Linked DNA regions of Mus musculus: region 1 is linked to region 2. The links are chromatin loops, found by intact Hi-C in ENCODE. Cell type or tissue: left cerebral cortex. All regions are shown on one strand. Links, peaks and the distances in the headings refer to the core of each region. The heading gives the core; the rest is flanking DNA.

Evidence for each region. Peaks named below come from ENCODE experiments on the same cell type or tissue, not always from the same donor. Only the 100,000 strongest peaks of a DNase experiment are listed, where the experiment ranks them.
Region 1: it touches region 2 in a loop (5-fold over the local background); 2 of 42 quality-filtered maps call a loop at or near these places.

Annotation. Positions count from the first base shown.
Region 1 is chr12:24,567,472-24,577,873 of GRCm38, reverse strand. Grhl1 (grainyhead like transcription factor 1) reads right to left here and starts at 5,587. Exons shown (of 16, transcript NM_001161406.1): 1 at 5,416-5,587; 2 at 1,774-1,960. The coding sequence starts at 5,435. In left cerebral cortex, for the core only: a CTCF peak has its summit at 5,843; DNase peaks (open chromatin) are centred at 2,185, 2,802, 4,969 and 5,694; H3K4me3 peaks cover 2,687 bases; H3K27ac peaks cover 1,864 bases.
Region 2 is chr12:24,516,221-24,526,622 of GRCm38, reverse strand. Taf1b (TATA-box binding protein associated factor, RNA polymerase I, B) reads right to left here. Exons shown (of 15, transcript NM_020614.2): 7 at 9,614-9,764; 8 at 3,422-3,521. Among named protein-coding and RNA genes, the nearest start is that of Taf1b, 23 kb to the right of the region's middle. In left cerebral cortex, for the core only: no CTCF peak of the experiment used is centred there; a DNase peak (open chromatin) is centred at 5,401; H3K27ac peaks cover 603 bases.

The DNA of each region.
Region 1 (10,402 bases), core at 955-8,954, 52 kb before region 2:
CTCAAGGAGCCAACAGTCTGATCACCACAGCAACCGGTAAAGAGCAACTGCCAAATAGACTTGTGGGATCACAAACTTACTTTATAGTGGGAGTAAAGATTTCTTTCTTCTTTAAAATTTAAGGTATGTATTTTGGTTTTTTCATGTATGAATGTTTGGCCTGTACCTATGTCTGTATACCACATGTGTGAATGGTGCCCAGGGTCAGAAGAATGCATCGGATACCCTGGAACTGCAGTTAGAGATGGCTTTGAGTCACCATGTGGGTGCTGGGAACTGAACCAGGGTCCTCTGAAAGAGCAGCCAATGCTCCTAAATGCTGGGCCATCTCTCTGGCTCCATTCCACTCCTTGTCTGACTCCCCTTTTCTTTGCCCCAGAGCTGAAAAGCTGGAAAAATGACACTGGTACACCGTGACATTAACCCAGCTGAGACATGGTCCAAACAGGCACACACGTATTGCTGAGATGTGTACAGTGTTTTGCCATGCAAGAATTCTTTCATATTTCACCATTAACAACAAAATAAAGATGGCTCATTGGTTAAGAGTGCACAATGCCCTTGCACAGGAGTTTGGGACCTGACACTCACAGTAGGCAGCTCACAACTCTAGCTCCAGGGAATCCAACTTCTTCCAGTTTCTGTACTCATGTACAGAAACGTGCCTATACATCCTCATATGCATACACATAACTAAAATTACATAGACCTTTGTTAAAAAAGATAACACCAAGTACTCTTGGATTGACTAGCAATCTGTTTAAAGCACTGCTAGTTATCAAGTAATAACAACTGATGCCTAGGACCAACCAGTTCAAATGGCCATCCCTGGGCGTCTGCTGCTGGACAACGCCAAAGAGAAGGTGAACGCAGGCCACACCCCAGCACTGGTCTGTGGCTGAAACCCTAACTGAATGCATCCGAGCCGCTGGGCTTGAGAGTCAAAAGTGACACACAGGCTGGCCTTACATCCTATGCCCAGTATGATACAGGTCACCAGTGAGTGGCAACTGAATTACTAGAATTCCATTAAGAACCATCAGGCAGAACGGTATAAAAAACCCACACATGGTGCACTTGAGAGTGAAGGCTAATTCAGCTGTCTAGCAACAGGCAAGAAAATGTATTCTGCGGGCTGGAGAGATGGCTCAGTGGTTAAGAGCACTGACTGCTCTTCCAAAGGTCCTGAGTTCAATTCCCAGCAGCCACATGGTGACTCACAACCATCTGTAACGGGATCTGATGCCCTCTTCAGGTGTGTGTCTGAAGACAGCAACAGTGTACTCATATAAATAAAATAAATCTTTAGAAAAAAGAAAATGTATTCTGATCTTAGAACCAGGTCCCAGAATTGCAAAAGTGTGTGTTTCCCCCAGCGGCTCCCAAGGCTTTGTAAAAGCAGCTACAGAAAAGGCGGTCACACTGATCACTCAGAAGGGGAGAGCACAGGTCAGTCAGCAACAACCCTTCCCATGACACCCGAAACCAAGTCTGTTAAAATACTCAAACTGGGGGAGACAGGCTACTACCTCCTTTTATTAGCAGCGTCTCCTTCAGCGAGGGCCAGAGCAGCTGTTTAAAAACCACCCTTTGATTCTATGATCGTAGATGCTCAGCTTTGAACCACCAAAAGCCGGGGGACTCGTTAAACTATTTATAGTCACTAGAGAAGCAAGCATCCTGACATTCCACCAGCAAATGACTGTTTTATAGGCTGCTGAATCAGGTGCGTCTGAGCATGGCGTTCGCAGCTGTAAAGAGCCCGCAGCCTACCTTGTAGTAGTCATAGAGCAGGCCCAGCGCAGCCGCGCTGTCTTCGTCTCCGTTGATGCTCATCATCGCTTTGGTTGCCGCAGTGAGAGGGTTTTCCAGGAACGACTTCCAGGCTTCATCCTCACTGGTATAGGAGCGCCGCTGTGGGTAGAGGGCTTCATTCTGAAGTACCAGCACGGGCCTTTTGCTTCAGAGGAAGAAATTAAAAAGTTAAATCCATACTTCCTACAGCCAGACAGCTTAGAAGCTGTATAAAAACAAAACCCATAAAACCAAAAAAAAAAAAAAAAAAAACCAAAACAACAAAAACCAACACCCAAAACCAAGCTAAATAAACAGTTCTTTGACATTCCTCTAAAATAGGACACACGGCCCTGTGCCAGAGCAACTGCTTAGCATGAGCAAAGCACTGGGCTCCATCTCCTGTATCAGAGTCAATTAAATACCAACAGCTTCTGAAGGTCTGTCTGAAGGAAACGCAATAAAGTTAGTGAAATGGCGTCCACACTCCTCTTAAAGATAATTTTGGAATAAATACAAAAACATTCAGAAAATTCAGATTTGGTTTACAAAACACTTTTTCTAAAGGCGTATTTTAAATCACCCTGTGTCACGATAGCTACATCAGTAGCCTTAGCTTTAGTAAGTCAGATGAAGACAGGCTCAGAAGGCAAGGCAGAAGGAAGCCCCCCCCCCCCCCCCCCCCCGTCAGAAACACTGAGATAATACTACCTGTCAAAATCCAAAACTAGTCCCAAGAAGACACGGGGCTATTTACATATTTATAACAGCACATACGGGATACAGCGAGGCATGGATACAGTTTAATCACACTCAAGCAGGCTGCGACATGTGACTTCCCCCTTCCCCAGCCAGGGCCATGTCTTTAAACAGCTCCTTCCGAGAAACAGGGGCAGGAGGAAGGGACGGAAAGCAAAAGGGAGATTTCACTTAATCCTTCAGGGTATATGAGAAAGTTAGAAGACTTCTGTTACCAGCAGAAGGAGACTGGAATGTAGCCAACGGGGCCTATAAATCAGTAAAGCCGCCTAATCTTCTGGCATGGGAGTGAACTGCTCATCTTAGAGATAAACACTCAGCCTACAACAGACGAAGGCACAGGATGAAAATCGGCCTTTAAGAAAAACAGTGGACAGTTAGGATTTTAAAATCTTTACATGGGCCCAGGGAAGATGGCTCAGAGGTAAAGGCACTTGCTCATGAGTCTGATGGCCTGAGGGTCCATCCCTGGGACCTACATAGTGGAAGAAGAGAACAGATCCCTTCAAGTTGTTCTCTGATTCTTAAAGACACACACACACACACACAGAGAGAGCAAATTAATCACTTAAAAGTCTTCATTGGCTGGTAAGATAGTTCAGCTGATAAAGGTATCTGAGTTAAATTTTTAAAACCCACATGGTTGATAGAAAGGCCTTGCTACAAGTTGTCCTCTGATGTGTGTGTGTGTGTGTGTGTGTGTGTGTGTGTGTGTGTGTGTGTGAGAGAGAGAGAGAGAGAGAGAGAGAGAGAGAGAGAGAGAGAGAGAGGGAGAGAGGGAGAGGGAGGGAGAGGGAGGGAGGGAGAATATGTTGGGAGGGTGAAGGGAGTGCCAACACCAACTCATAAAATAAAATAAATAAAATGTAAAAAACCTTTACTAGGCTTTAGGATTAGAGGGCCTGGCTAAGGTGTTGTGCACGTGACTTCTCTGCTCTGGGTGAGGGGGCTTCCTGGGCTTAATCTCCAGTGCTCCCTTCCCCCCAAAATAAATACAATCTTTATTAGTTTTTCACACCAGGCAAGGACCATTTCACATTAACAGCGCAGTTTGTGGGAAAAATCCAGAAAACGAATGGTGAATTTAGTGGCGCTTTACAGAAGGTTTAATTTAAATAATCCAAGCAAAGTCTACTGATTCCAGAACCTGGAAATGTCAACAGTCTCAACAACTGTCCAGCCGGTACTGTTTAATAAGTCAATAGAAAGAAAAAACGGAACATTGACTTCAGCAAGACGAGGCAGTACTTTTGTGTGTGTGAGGGAACAAGAACGGAGGTGTCTGGAACTTATCTGAATTATGGCTGTCCTGGCCCAGGTCTCGTTGCAACACACGAATGAAATATGTAAATGGCCTGGAGGTGACCTACCTTTTCTAAAAGTGAGTGGAGAAAGTCTGATTATCTTCTCAAGTAATCAACAAAGGTTAGGGCTTGGCAGTCACCCAAATCCTTCAAAAACAGATATAGGTTTAGAAGAAGAAAAAAAAGGACATCTTTGAAAAGGGGAGGAAAAAAGACGAGTCTGAGGGCTTACATCTGGAAGCAGCTTATTATTTTGAAACATAAAAAGAATCAAGAAGGCTTATCTTTATAAATCTCAAGTTTTATCCGAAGAAAGCAATACACAACCTAGCATTCCCCGCAAGCAAGCCTTTGGGTCCTGAGGCCGATAGAGATGGCGGTTCCGGTTCCGTGGTGAGAGTCTCTGGTGTACTGCTGAGCTATTATTAATAGTCTAATAGCCACTTCCAGAAGACTCTGACAGCAGTTGGCTCGCTCAACAGTCGTAATGCTAGTTTTTCAAGCTTCCCTTCTCCCATCCCATCCAACATTGGTACAAGCATCAGAAAATAAATATTTTCCAAGTGGCTTTATGTCTGCAATTACCCTGAAGGCATTTTATATTTCCAAAGTATGCCTAAGGCCAAGAGGCTGGCACTGGGACTTTTGCCTAGTCAGTAAGTAGAGAAATAAACACATGAACAATTGCAGCCCACTTCTTCAAGAAGAGCAAGTTGTTGCTCCGGCCCTGAAGGTTCATGGGTGTTTTCAAATGAGCCTCAGACCTTCAAGAGTTATAGGTCAGGATTCTAAAAGGAAAGCCGAGCACTACCTGAACTTCATTTTCTACAAGACAAGATTAATCTCTTACTGATTCCACACTCAGCTAACCTTCATCAGAAAACAAGCATGAGAAAAATCCACCCTTAACAAGTTAACTATGAAACCAATTCTTCACTCCAGATTTACTGAGCCGAGATAAGACAGACTTGATCTTTCAGAACATCTTCATATTTATAGAAAAGTTGCGAGTAAAATCGAGAACTGCCCCCACACAAGTCCTGCCAACGTCTGATCACATCTTACATCATCACTGAACATTTCTCGCTGCTTTCTTATGTCCCAAACTCTAAAAAGCAATCCCGATTCGACAGTGGTCTCTAACTTTATCACCCTGCGTGCAGTTTCTTCCTCTTGATATTCCCAAACGGCAAAAATAGTCTTCTGTAATTACCATCGGTGATGCAAGGGCCCAAGAACACCCACAGCAGATTTCTCACACAGCAGCCGGAGTGAAGAAAACGCGCGGGCAGCGGACACTTCAACCTTCCCCTAGATCTCTCGCTCCGGCAGCTCCGCAGGTGACAGGAGGCTGCCCAGGGTCCACCCGTCCCCACCGGTCCATGAGCGCGGGGCCCGGGAGCCCGGGAGCCCTTAGACGACAGGCCGAGTGTCCCCCCCCACCCCCTAGCCTCGCCCCACCCAGCCTGTCCTCCCAGCTCCCGGAACCCGCGCCGTCGCCGCGGCAGGTGCGGTGGCCCCCGGGCCCTGGCCGGACTCGCGCCCGCGCCTCACTCACTTGTCGTACTCCTGTGTCATCGCGCTCGCTCGCCGCTGCCGGGCCGCAGAACTGGACTTTCGGGTTGGGACAGTACACCCGATCCGGGGGGAGGAGGCGGCGGCGGGCGGCGCGCGGCGGCAGGCGGTGGGTCCGGAGCGGCGGCCCCGACGGGTTGGGTTCGCTTTTCTCGCTCTGAGCCGGCTCGGCGCGGGCTGCGCGCACTGGGCGCTGGGCTCGGCCTCCCATTGGCTGGCGGAGCTCCGGCCCAAGGCGGAGCTTCTGGAACTGGGAGGAGGGAGCTCCTCCTGATTGGTGAGATGGAGCTCTGGGGAGGAGCCTGGGGGCGGACCGGAGGGCGGGGGCCACGCGGTGCTCGGCGGTGCTCAGCGGCGCTGGGGAGCTTGCGCGCGGCTGGCCCCGGTGGCGCCGGCCGGTAGTGCCGCCGGCGCCGAGAGGCTTCGGCGCACACCCGCGTGGGCGCGTTTCACCTTCCAGTTCTCTCTCGCGGTCAGTTCTCCGGCCCCAAGGCCTCTGCCTGGGAAATACCTAGGGAATTTCTTTGCAGCTGTGCAGGTTTGGAGGTTTCCTTCTGGTTCATCTCTCAGTGCCCACCATGTGACAGTCGCCAATCTGCACAGCCTCTTAATAACCCACGTTTCCCCGGCCAGCGGTCCCTGTTTATTGGGCACCTATCAAGTGTCAAAAGCATCACTCTAAGACACCTTCCCAAGCCCCAGAGGTCCCCACCAGCCTCCTGAGGGCATCTGAACTTGCTTGGCTCTTCATCTGCCCAGCGCTATATTTGGACTTTAGCATCCTCAACCCCTACCTACTACCTGTGTGGTCTTTCTGTTTGGCCAGCTCCAGATTGGCTTCCACTTTTTCCTCCCATATCCTAACCCCTTTTTAAACCATTTTCCTATGGGTCGGTTTCTTTAACCTCAGCCTCAGGCCTACAACAGTAGAGACAGGGACCTAGACAGAGAGGACAAGGCAGAGACAGAGCAGGCAAATTTTCCTGCCTCCTAGAGCGTCCTACTTTGAGAGTCACGGTGACTCCTTTGGTGTGCGGAGAGAGATGGCACTCTTTGCAGGTGGATGGGGAAAGTAGAGTGGAGCTCTCTGGGTTTAAAGATGTAGATGGCGAGGGGGTGGGCATAAGGGTGAAGGCACAGCTATAGACCGTGATAGAGGAGACACGAGTGTGTCCACTGAGGAGCTAGGAAAGCAGTGTGGCCAGAGAGTAACTGGGCACTGGTGCAAACTGTAGAGCCCCGCGGGTTTCTGTAAGGCCTTAAGTGAGGAAGCTTTGAAGGACTTGCGGTAGGGCATAGACAGACTTCACTCGTGTTTTCAAATAATCTGGTCACTGAATGGTAGGGAATCAGCAGGAGGCAATTTCAAAAGAGACAAGCAAAAGATAAATAGTAGCCAGAAGCATGACCCGGGGTGATGGGACACTGAGAAGGGTTTGAATTCTAGATGCCTCTGTGTTCAAACGAACAGGATTCTCTGAGACCCAAAGGGCAGGTTAGAGAGCACCTCTGACAGATGGTGTGCAGACAATCCCAGGACTCAGGAGTTGAGGCAGGAGGCTCTCCAGTTCCAGGCCAGGCCCAAAGTGAAACTTTGACAACAGCAACCAAAGTCATTCTTGTTCAGAACGACCAGAGGTTTCAGCTGAGCAGCTGGATAGAGTGACTGCTGCCTCTGAGATGGCGAGGGACAGCAGACATAGCAGTTTATAAGTGGGCAAGGGTCCTGTTTAGGATGTGCTAAGTTTAAAATTCATTTTCCTTCTGAGTACATGAGTCACGCAGATGGATACTAGACTGGAGTTCCAGTGGGAGATCTGGACCAAAAATTGACCTCTGGGCAAGATCATCCTGAGGGAAGAATTCAAAGCCTTGAAATGGCTGAAGCCCTAAGGCAGGGAGGAGCCCCTGGGTCCTGGAGCCTCCAACATCAAAGGCTCAGAGGGAGAAGAGCCAGGAGAGCAGAGAGGGCAGTCAGGTGAGCTGGGAGGCCACTGAGAGATGATGGACCAGGGAGACAGGTGTGTTCTTGCTAAGGGCTGACCATGCCTTTGTCCTGTGCTAGCTGCCTCTCACCTCCCAACCCTGTGTTCTCAGTTCTCTGAGGTGCTAGCGCTCTAGTCAGTAACCACAGACATGATGCTCAGAGCGGTTTCCAGCCTCTGTGCTCAGCCCTGGGGCAACTCTGGGGCCTGGGGCCTGTTCTTTCTTTACTTGATAGTTTCAAATTTAAGAAAATTATATATGTATGCATACACACATAAGCACAAATGCACACCAACACAGACATGTCTCCATACTCTTGCCAGGGTGGCCCTTCCTAAAACACCATCCTATGTCATCCCCAATAAAGCCTTCCCTTCCCAAGTCAGCTGATATCCTGGAGGTTGGCAGACACCACTTTGCTCAGACACCACAGACTTGGGAGCACTTCCACACCCCTATCTGGCCTTCCCGAGCCTTGGCCCAGTGAGCCATCCACAATGCTGACAGCATAGTTCCAGCACGTTTACCATGCCCTGTTTGCCATGTCTGAGATCTTATGTGAGCTTTCCCAGAGAAGGCATTGTTTTGTCAGTGCTGGGTCCCCAGCACTGGTGTGTATATGAAAAATTTCCTGGAGACAGTTATCAAATGGCACAGTTTTCTGTAGGCCCCCAAGACCCTGGATTTGTCTCATTGGCCTATCTGTAGGGCTAAGTTAAATGACCCTCTAGTATTGAGGACATCCAGGAGCAAGTGTCTGACATATGGTAGGTGACAAATATACAGGTCTAATGAAGACAGGCTAAGCCATAAAATCAGAAACAGAACAGGAAGGTCCACTGGTATTAGATCATAGCTATAGTAATTTAAAATATAGGCCTTAGGTATGGTGGTATACAGATGTAGTTCCAGCACTTGGGGGGTGGAAGCAGTTGTTCTTATCTAGATAGAGTCTCAGGCCAACCTGGACTACAGGAAACCCTGTAACAAAACAAACACTGAAAAAAAATAGGTCTTGTAAGTAAACTTCAAGATAGTTTTATTTTGTTTATTTCTAATGTACTCTGAAATTCAAGTCCACATCTGTGAGCTGTTAGCATTATGTCTTTATTTTTATTATAAATTATTTACTCGTAGGTATTGGGGGTTCATGTGGGAGCACGAACTGCAGCATGTGTGTGTCGATGAAAGGACAACTCGTGGGAGTCAGTTCTCTCCTCCCATCATAGGGGCTCCAGGGATCGAATTCAGGTCCTCAGGTTTGGTGACAAGCTCCCATACCCACTGTGCCATCCTGAAGGCCCTTATTTATACATTAACATTATTTCTAATCATAGAAAGTAATACATACAGTTCAAGATAAATAAACTAAAGAAACAAGTAAGGAAGGGAAGAAAGACATTTAAGCAATAGAGAAGAGCTAGGGTTCAAACAGGCTGTTTCACCCACCATCCCCAATGTCCTGAGAGAATGGTAACTATTGTGTGTATAGTTCCAGATTTCTCTATGTGATTGCAAGCATATGTCTTAGCATTTTGCTAAGACAACTTATCACTTCTTACGGTTTCCAATTTTCATGTCGTTGTGGTGAAATCTGTATTTCTTTGATTTGGTGTGTGTCAGAGGCTAGTGGTGAGTAGTGAGTTTTCTCTGAGCTTTTCACAATCACAAACATTCACAATAAACATCCTCCCGAGCACATTTTTGTATGCTAGGCCAAGTATGGTCATAGGATGGATTCCTAGAATTGGAGTTGCAATTTTAAAATTAACGTTCTTACTCTTTTATGTCTGCGTGTGTGTGTGTGTGTGTGTGTGTGTGTGTGTGTTTGTGTACACGAGCACAGATGCTAAGGTACATGCATGGCGATCAGCCGACATTATGAAGTTAGTTCTCTCCTTCTGCCTTTATTTGGGTTCCAGGGATGAAACTCAGGTTTGCAGGCCTGTGCAGCAAGCTCCTCCCGCCATTGATCTAGCTGACAGCAGCCCACAGGTGGACTGTTTTAGATCTTTACAGACTTTACTGTTTCTTAGTTACGAGTAGAGCTTATCTTTTAGGAGGGCCTTCTTAAACTTAAGAATGGGATAGCGCTGTTGGTTTCTGCTTTGTTTTTCTGAGATAGAATCTGGTGGTTGTATGGCCCTGACTGGTCTCAGTCTTTCCCGCCTCAGGCTTCTGAGTAGCTGAGTCCAGGCATGTAGCAGTACACCCAGCTGCCTCCTTCTAGTTATTTATTTTGTGGGAATGTGCTTGTTGCTTTTTGCTCTTTTTGGCTTTTTGTTTTTGTTTTTTGGGACTCACTTTGTAGATCAGGCTGACCTCGAACTCACAGAGATCTGCCTGCCTCTGCCTCCCCAGTGCTGAGATCAAAGGCGTGTGCCACCACTACCCTAATGTGGCTTGATTTTTTTTTTTAGGCAGGGTCTCATTGTATACCCCTTAAACTCATGTTTCTCCTGTCATAGGCTCCTCAGGAGCTGGGGTTATGGAAATGTCACAGCACACCCAGTCAATGGCACTGTTTTGAAAAGAAGATTGTGTCCTAAGCATGGGTGTCAGAGTAGGGGACTCCACTGGACCTCTCCCAACTCAGTGCAGATTGTATGGTAACAACAAAGTCTGAAAACACTGCGTCACGGTTGGCTGCACATTGAGAGGGTCTTGGCACACATGTTCCTCCTGGCTAGTGGTTTGCTCACAACACAGTTTCTTTTCTCTGGGCCTCAGTAAAAGAAAACTCTTGGACAGGTCATGTGTCCCATCCCTGTGTCCCAGGGCTATAAGATTGGCTGCTGCGACCAGAAGCACCCTGGCTATTGCAGTTCCTTTCCCATCTGCCCCCAACATGCTTCTTAATTGATACCCCAGTTGAAAGCTTCCAGCACACTGTATTCTTATTACTGTGTCCTCTGGGCATGTGTTGAGTTTTAGCATCTTTTCCTGGCTTTAAAGGCCAACTTGCTATGCCACTAGAATTACTC
Region 2 (10,402 bases), core at 1,690-9,689:
CTTGTGTCCTGTGGGTTTTGGGGACTGAACCCAGGTTGTAAAGCTTAGTGAAAGGCTCCTTTACCCAATAGGCAATCTCACTAGCTCCAGTGTGACTTTTGTAGCAACAATAAATTTTCATCCTACTATTAGAACTATCCAAAGATAACAAATACTAATAAAAGACACTCAAAGTCAATCTACTTAAAACATGGAGGCCAACTAACACTCATGTGCACACACTCACACACAGACACAAACATACAATTTAAAATAATAAAAATAATTTTTAAAAGATGGAGACCAAAACTTTACAGGTAAATAGTAAGGAGATATGGCTAAGGGTACATATAAATGAGTTAGTCTTATTTTGAACAAATTTTTAAGTTGCAATTTTACTTATCAAAGAATGAATGAAACACTGACTTTCTTTTTTGGAATTATTTTTTCTAGCAAAAAAAATTGTACAACACAATATGACATCCTTCCCACTGCCACTGACTTAGCAGTATTTGTTAGGAAGAAGACAAACAGCAAGCTCTCTGTGCACCCATGCACACCTACACACGCCCACACATGCATGCACACACACACTAGAGAAATAAGAGAGGATCACTTTACAAACTACTCAGGGGCTCTAGTGGCTTGCCAGGGGATGCTCCGAATCCTTTGACATTCAAATTGTCTTTTTGAAAGCCTCTGAGCTCCCCCCCATCAATGAATTTCTCTTTTTCCATTATAAACTATAGTAATCTCTGGGCATATATTCCAAAATCCTTAATGGATGTCTGAAACCTCCCAGATAGTACCAGTCCTATTTGTATTACCTTCTCTCATATACATACACACATCCATGAGATGGTTTAATTAAAAAATTAGCACAGTAAGAGATCAGTAACTAATAACAGCAACCCAGAGGAACCAAAGTGGCAGGGGCTGAAGATGGCAGGTGCACTAGTTAAAAGTACAGGAGACCTGAGTTGGATTCCCAGAACCCACATAGGGTAGTTCACAATCACCTGTAAGTGCAGTTCCAGGGGATTCAATGCTTCTGGACTCCTCAGAGAGAACCACTCATATGCAAATACCCTATCCCTCATATGTAATTCAAATAATAAATCCTTTTTAGTGATATAAATGGGTCAGCCTTTCCATTTAAAGGTAGCACTTCATAGCTGCTCCTAGACACATCTGAATTGCTGACGTCACCATGCCTGTATCTTATGGCCATTATTAAGTCCATTAGTGCTTACAGAATCTAGGCACTGTGACTGATCCTGGATAGTCAGTCTGCCTGTATCTTATGGCCATTATTAAGTCCATTAGTGCTTACAGAATCTAGGCACTGTGACTGATCCTGGATAGTCAGTCTGATAACAAACGGCTGCCAAGTGATGAGTGGGCAGGTCATATGCTAGGCGCTCAGGCCGCACAGGATGACTCACGCCCTGGCAGCAGTACACAGGACGACCATCCTATCACTCAAAACTCAAAACACACGATGCTTCATTCCATTTCTCAAATTTTTTGAGTTAACTTTTGAATTTTTCATCTAATATTTTTGTGCTGTGGCTGACTGCAGGTAACTAAAACCCTGGGTTAGAGGGGTTGGAACACTACAGTCCTGCTACACCCTGATTTGGCAATGAACTGCAATCAGTTCCCCTGATTAATTTCAGAGAAAGGTGAAATACTGGGACTTTTTCAAAATGTTGTCTGTATGTTGTCAACACACTGACAGGCCAGCAAACTTTTACATCACAGGGCATCTGAATGGAAATGATTTTTAAAATGTGAGACCAAAGCGGGGGAAGATCCTCCCCATTATGTACTACCAAACAACGATTACACAGGCAGCCTCTTACCTACCGCAGAACAAAGCAAGTGTTTTCTAAGAGGATTAACTGAGGGGAAAAAAATTCTTACAATTATTTGGTCCTAATCTTTTTTATTTCTTTTGCCTTAAATTCTATTTCCAAAGAAGGGAATCCACCTACCTTTGAAAGATTGAACAATAAAAGAAAAACAACAAAGATAGATGGATGACTGACTGACCGACAGACAGACAAGTAGATGTGATAGCATTTAACTTTTGGTATAAGACATCCAACTTTCTAACTGATGTCAATGTCTCTTACCCACAGTGACATCATTAGGACATTTGCTCAGATTCTGGGCTGTCCGCTTAGTAACTACGGTTCATCTGCTTGATTCATCAGCAGTCAGTCTCAGGTAAGTAGGATGTGGACTTTCTCTGAACATCCCCTATGGAATTTTCTATTTCACTTGCCCCCTGCTTCTCTCCAGCAATGAAGTTAATAGGCACAGCCACATTCTGGTAGCACCGTCCTACCAGCTGGATCAAGGTCAGGTGACAGGTAGGAGAAACCTCAAGTAAAAGTGCTCCACACTCATTGTTTGCACCCAAAGTTCTGCAGAGTTTTCTGTTACTGTTGTATGTTTTTGTTTTTTATAAGTAATATTTCTCAATGCACTGCTCACTTTGGTCAATTTTACTCAAGACCCATGTTCTTGGAAGTTTTGTACTCTGCTGTCCAATAGTGGGTTTTGAAAGGAAAGATCTGGAACCTCTTTAGCTGTCTTTTTCTACGACGACTGAGAAGCTGTCGTGGCACAGAAGACTTCTGATGTGGGAGATGTAGTCCAGGCCAAGGTCTAGTGATTTGCTCATTATATAAGGCTGTAGAAAACTTACAATGATTTAGCCTTAATTTCACATCGTATAAAGAGTACTGTCTTTATTAAGTTGCCACAAGTACTACTAGAAACCACTGGCATGTATTCCACAGATATCTCTAAAGTAGATACAGTGCCATTGCCACAGAAGCCACAAAAGCTTAGAACAATAATTCCTTAAGTGGGAAATGGAAGAAAATATTTAATATTAATATTTAGTATATCTACAACCATCTAGTGAAGACCAAGGAGAAGCCTTTGAGTACTCTAATACAGATACACAGTTGAAGGACAGAAGCATTTCCACTAGGAACAGATCTAGAGAAAGAGAAAGGAGTCAGGCATATGGTACATGACTGTAATCTCAGCACTTAGCATGCTGGGGCAGAGGGATGGTGAGTTCAAGGCCAGCTTGGGTGACACAATGAGACCCTGTTTCAGAAAGGAGAGAAATTAACGTAAGTACAAAACTTAAGCTAGCACCTCCTGACACAAGGTGATGAGTTTCTTCTCTCCTACAAGGCCATCCTGTGTGCAAGCAGGGACAGAACCACAACTTTCAGAACCATCATATGAGCAAATTAAAAAAAAAGAATACATCTACCCATCATTAAATTACAACTAGGGGAAACTAGATTTTAGACATGTTTGAAAACTGCAGAATCAAATACTGCACCAGAGAACATAGAAACAACTGTAATGCTGACATGTTAGTCACTGCAATGCACAAAAGAATATAACCTACCTCTATAGCAAAGATGCCTTTGTCACGACCATACACTTTCATCTCTTCTGGAAAAAGCTTAAAAGCATTTATGTACGGAATATGATCCTCTTCAACAAACCTGCATTTTTTCAGAAAAAACATCTCAATGAAAGCTGTACACTTGTTCTGAGTAAACTCTTTCTGAAAATCTACCCCCTTCACAAGGGAAGGAAGAATAAGCTCAGTAAATTCTACTCCCTATATTTTAAAGGCTACTGTCCCCAGCACCCATGAAGAAGACCAGACAGCTGACTGTCTACAGATACCTTAACTCTAATCAATGCACTGTGTCTGAGGAGTGTAGATCTGCCAGCTCACCAGCAGGCCCCACAGCCTTCCTTCCATGTATGCCTAGCTCCTGCTCACCCGGTGAATCCCTTCTTCAGGGAGCTCTTCTTTGGGCCCTGTTTCCTCGTCTCCCTTCTGTCTTCAGGACCAGCCCAGTGCATGCTGGCTGATGAACAAACTATTAAGGTTTTCATCCCAATGCTTTTTACACAATAAGAGGTCAAACATTTGGAGTCAAATGTTAAATCTGAAGAAAACTCCAAATGTTAAAAATGAACTAAAACATGTATTTATACCTCATTCACAATTAAATAAAGGTTAGGGTACGGCACCATCAGCACTAGTGGGGAAGCCGCAGTGAAGCAAACAGGTCAAATTCCTGTTCCCACAGATCTTGTGTTTTAGCTAGAAGAAGGTGAGGGCAGCCAGTCAATATACTACAGTATGCTAAGAAAACAAAGCAGAGAAAGAAATAAAAGAGACAATGTAGGACAGGGTCTCCTGCATAAATTCCTAAACAAAGTATCAAGAGAAATAAGCACATCTTTAATCCCAGCACTCGGGAGGCAGAGGCAGGCGGATTTCTGAGTTTGAGGCCAGCCTGGTCTACAGAGTGAGTTCCAGGACAGCCAGGGCTACAAAGAGAAACCCTGTCTTGAAAAAACAAAACAAAACAACAACAACAAAACAAAAAAGAAAGAGAAAAAGAAAAAGAAAAAGAAAAAGAAAAAGAAAAAGAAAAGGAAAAAGAAAAAGAAAAAGAAAAAGAAAGAAAAAGCCAGTTGGGAGTAAGTACCCAGAATGCACCGCCTGGACCTCCACTGTCACCAGCTTCCTAGAAAAGGAAGCACTGACCTAAATTTAATTTCAAAATTAAAATGTGATTCTTCTAACTTTTAGTCTATTGAAACTTGAGAATTAAATATTCAAAGTAAAAATAGATGAAAACCTCTCCCAGCTGGGTTTTCATTGATTGCTTTAGGTTGCATAAAGTATCTATGCATAGTAAACTATATATTGATTTAATATTATTATATACATGATATCATATATACCTATCATTCAAAACATCTAGACTTCCAAATGCTAACATGTGCATCATTTATTTATTCCTTGATATATACACACACATATTATATGTATTTAAAATAAATGTGAGAATACATGCTCGAAGCAGGCCTAGTGCTTGAAGTGAGAAATTAGCAAGAGAGGGAGAGTTGGCCCACCCGCACCCTATCAATTCAGGCAGACAGGACATTAGGATCATGCCCACATGGGCTGCCTGAGAGGCTCATTCAGTGCTGCTGAAGCAGACGTAAGAAAGAGACCTGAGTCTGGGGACACAGAGATGCACCCAGAGCAGGTCTTGAGGTATGTAGAGCTTTAACCATGCCATAGTTTACAGCACTGTGCCAACCATTTCTCAAAGTCTGCTTACTTTCAAATTTGAAATTTCTTTTAGAAAACCTTTCGCCTCAACAATGGATGGCAGCTCATTCAAAATTCTAACACACTACTGCCTTTAGTGGGCATTATCAGCAGCCTGTCTGGATCAATCCAGGAAGTTGCTGAAAAGGAACTGGCACAAGAAAAAAGCATCCCTCGCCTGCCCAACAAAGACTTCAGCAGCGTCTCCTGGAAACACTCTATGCTCACAATGTTACTGCAGTTTTTGGAAGCTTTGATTTGAGACAATTAGAATTTAACAAGCTGGCTCTTGGTTGTAGACCATTAAAGCAACACCACATGTTAGAGCTGTGTGCTCTGTGGATCCTTCTTGTCCCATTTATCCTTTCCATTTCAGCACAGCTTCATCCAAGCCTCTTGCCTGTCTCCCTTCCCTCCACAAAACACCATCTCCACAGAGCTGCCTGGGTGACCCTTTAGGGTCAGATGGTCGCTCCTGCTATAGTCTCCCTGACACTTACAATAGCACTTAAAACTCAAAGTCCTAATGGGCTCACAGCATTTTTGAGGGATAAAATATCAAAGTGACAGTTGCATATTTTTGTGGATATTCTGAAAAACCACTGAATCACATTTTACTTTCTGTTTTGTTTTGTTTTGTTATGTGAGATAGTCTCACTGTGTTGCCCTGGCAGGCCTGGAACACATTTTGCACTTCTGCCTGCCTCTGTCTCCTAAGTGCAGAGGATTAAAGGTCTGCACCACCACCCCTGGTGCAAATTATATATATCTTTCTAAGGATTTATTTTATACGTTTGCCTGCACATCTGTATATATAATCCATCTGCGCCTAGTGCTCATGGAGTCTAGAAGAGAGTGCTGATCCCTTGGAACAGGACTTACAGGCAGTTCTGAGATACCATGGACTTGCTGGGAACTGAATTCAGAGTCTCTTAAAGAGCAGGAAGTGCCCCTAATTACTGAGCCATATCTCAGCCCTAAGGAACTTCATAATATTACTGATTGAGACTTCTATCATATGTAAATTATACCTCAGTATTTCTAAGTTAAGGGAATGAGAGGACTGGAGGTGAAAACAACTAAAGTTTATTATGCACACATATCAAAGTGTTAAAGAAGTTTTGAAGGGAAAAAGCCCTGCCCCTTGCATGGCTTACAAACTCACCTCTAACCTGCTCACTTCTCAGTCCTCCCCTCCCATCAGCCTCTTCCTCCAGGACCACTATTTGTTTTCTGTGCCTTGATCACAGAGCCCACTTCTGCTTCGATGCCCCACTCTCCCTGGAATGCTGGGATACTCACAGGTTGGGTTGGCCGCTCTGTCATTCCAAGTGCAGCTCAGATCCCTTTCTGTGCAGTCAGGCTCCACCCCAGTAGCCTAATTCAGCCTTCTGCTCTGCACTTGCGTGGCTCATCACTCTCTCCTTTACTCACAGTCACCTGTCCCCCCTCAGGAAAGTGGACACTTGACTTGCATGCTTCCCAAGTTATCTCAAGCCTCTAAACTCTAGAACATTATGCAAGTACAGCAGCTACTCAACAAATATTTGTCCAAGAAATGTTGGCTGTTGTTACTTTCTGCTGTTACTGCTAGCAGGGGAGGGTCCATTAAAGTAAATGTGAAAGGATAAGAAGAATTAATCCTAAAGTCTATGGATGCTGCTCTGAAGATAAATGAGGAAACAGCAATTTACCATCAACTATAACATACGTAGGGCTAGGTGAGGCATCACACACCTTTAATCCCAGCGCTGGAGGCAGAGTCAGGGAGATCTCTGAGAAGAAGCCAGAGTGAGGAGAGTAACACTATCTTAGAGAGAGAGAAAAAAAAGAATAGAAAAGAAAGGAAAGGATGAATGGATGGACGGACATATATTCCAGCCAAGCTAGCCATGTCTCCCTGCAGACCAAAGTTCCTTAGCTTCTAGCAGCAGCTCAGACTGCAATGGAGAGCCTCCCAGAGGGCAATTTAGCAGAGATCAACAGGCCCTAGCCCAGGTCTGATTTCTGCAGTCCCCAGACAATGCTGGGGCTGCTAGTCAAGAGGAGACTAGTTGAGGATCTGACTTGGAGCTCGTTCTGGGGGAAAAACAGAGCAGCCCCTTCTCCTACTACCTGACCCAAGTGACTGAGCTCTGTCCCCAGTTTGTACACCCAAGGAGCATGATGGGTTACAGTCCTCCAGCTAGCTAGATCTAATCTCCTTGAAGGCATTTTACAATTCCCTGTGTGGGAGAGGAGGGCCAGAGGAAGAGCAGGGTGAGCAAGGGAGGTTGAAGACTGGGACTGTCTATTCCACCCACACAGTGTTTTCCCTGAGAAGAACTTCTCTCATTTGTTAAATTTCTAGGACAGTTCTGTTGCCCACTCAGACTGCCCTGGGACGACTGGCTCCTTGACCCAGCTCTGAAGACACAATCAGGTTCTCATGATTAGGGATCTTTTTGAAAGACCCTCTGGTTATCAGCAGGAAGATGGAAAGGAATGACAAGTCTGCAGACAGTGAGAGATCAGTGAGCAATCAATCAATCCAGGTGAGGTGAGGTGAGGTGAGGTGAGGTGAGGTGAGGTGAGGTGAGGCACAGAGGGAAGAACAGGTTACAGAGTTGTGTTAGAAATGTTAAGGGCTAGGACGCAATGACTGGCTGTATATATAGAGTGAGGAGAGTCCAGAAGATGCTCTAGGTTTTCTGACACCACTAGGGTCCATAGCATGTGCTAAGGACCCTGAAGGAGAGCAGGATCAAGGAGACAGATGGTGAGGCACTTTTTAGTCATATGAATTTGACTATAAAAGGCATCAAGTAGTCATGACCATGGGCAGCTCTACAGATGAATATATGGGTCTGGCCCTTAGCAGACAAGCCTAGGCTGGTGATATAGAGCGGGGAGTCATCAGCACAGAGATAATAATTAGTCTTGGGAGAAGATGATGTCATCTAGTGAGGGCACAAAGCAAGGCAAGGTTCAACTGAGTAAAGTTTGCTGATTCACGAGTGGTCTATGTGCAGCTGCTCACACCTGAGAACAGCTTTCTTATTTGGTTAATACGGCAAAATCAAAGGCACTACCATCATTTACTAGGGGCAGCCTATTTAACAGAAGGACAAGTGCCAATGACTACAACAGTGGCGGTGAGGATGGAGACGACATCCTGACTCGCCAGAGCACTAATGATGCTGCATTCACTGCTCTAAGTGCTCACACAGTGCCGGTGGCCCAAGCAGTTACAACCCTAAGGGGCCATTACTATTATAAACCCATTTTACCTGGAAGGAAGCAGAAACAGCGAAACAGTTACAGGTTTCTTTAATGTCATGTGCTGTGCAAATGAATTGGCAGAACCAGAAAGAAGTCTAGCTTCAAACGTGAGTCCTTGTAAGTACTCCATATACTGATTAAATTCAATTTATTATTTAGAACACACATAAAGGAAGAGGGAAAATAACATTTTTTGGTCTGCCTAGTAACTGACTGATTCTTACACATTCAACTCATTAGTTATAAAACCCTGTCCATTGGAGCTGGCTTTAGCTCAAGTGTCTACTTCCTTAGGCCAGTCTTTTTGTCTAAAATTCTGTAGACTACTTTGAAATATGTAAATACCTACTACTGTGTAACAGGGCCTTTCTATAGTTTTGATATCAACTTGTCCTAACAAACACAGGCTGCCTATAATTTAGTCTTTACAGCAGCAATGAATGGTTTTATATAACCACTAATGGCCATTTTGTTAGTAAAAAGATTCCCTGTTCAACTTTTCTTAGATATATATTTAAGATGTCGACACAGGAATATTAATGTCATTTTTCTCTTTAAAGTATTTTATTCATGTTAGATAATTAACTTTCTAATATTTCATGTGAGATAAACAGTATAATTTCCACTCTATTAGTAAAAACTCAAATTATTAGACTTAAGGAGAACTAACTTTAAGAATTAGAACCCAAGCTACATGCAACAATTTCTCATCATTGTCAGTTTGACTGGATTTGTTATCACCTAAGAGACATACACCTCAGGCATGTCTAGAGAAATGTTTCCAGAGAGGTTTAACTATGGTAAGATCCACCCTGAATACAGATGACTCTAACCTATAGGCTGAGTCCTAGACTGAATATAAAAGAGGAACTAATATAAAGCAGCAGCAGCCCTTTCCTCTCCTTCCTGGTCTGATGTGAGCAAGACGACCACGACGACCACGACGACCACCACCACCGACATGGTGGTCTGAATCCCCTTAAACCACAACCCAACGCAAATCTTTCTTCTTTTAAGTTAGTTGGTTTGTCAGGTTCGTAGTCAGAATAATGAGAAAGCAGCCCATGTACTACCTAAGTTTTCCAGGCCTTTCCTCATTTTAGGCTTTCTTATAAAATTAAAAATATCCAAAGGATGTTCCTAAATTCACACAGATAATCAGGAAAAAACAATCAGGAAGTAAGTTCAGCTTACCTCAAAAGGTCTGAAACTGTAATTGTTTCCCTCTGCCAGAGCAAGGAGAGAGAGCAGAGAGCAAGTGTCCTGGGCACCGTCATCTTCACAAGCCCCTTCTCCTTCCGCTCGGAGTACTCCACTCCATCAACAGAGCCAGAGCAGACAGACGCTGCGTATTCAGAAACGCAGTGAAAGGTTTTAAAATGAGGAACAAAACAACGGCCAGATTCACATTGTGTCTACACTCTAGTTAGGGTTATCTGTGGGAGTAGGGTGGAATGAGATTTTTAAAAGAGATGTAAATTTTTACATAGTGAACACAAGCTACTTTTAAAAATAAAAGGTCAAACAATCAGAGGGAAAATTCCAAAGGGCTTGGATGAGGTAGCACTCCATCCCCCACCCAGCCTCCAGGTGTCCTCTAGCAGACGCTATAGCCAAGCTTACAGACTCTACAGAGACCTACCTCACTTTCTGTGCCACTCCCCTAGGCCTGGGGAAATAACAATGACCTGTGTTTCACCTCTCCTGTAATTTACACTCTACTAAGCCATAAACAACCATCATGGTAGACAGAGAAAAGTGTTATCCAGAAAAACAGCAATGCAAGGGGCATCCAAAGGTTTCTAGAAAGGGGGCAAGATGGCTCTTTTGAGCAGGTGATCAGAAAGACCTCTTTAAGAAGGTGTTATCTGAGCAGAAAGCTGACAAATTCTACCTTGAGGGGAAATCCCAGCATGCCAACAGGAGTGAGGATGAGCACATGTGAGTGTGTGTGAGTGTGAGTGTGTGTCTGTGTTTGTATGT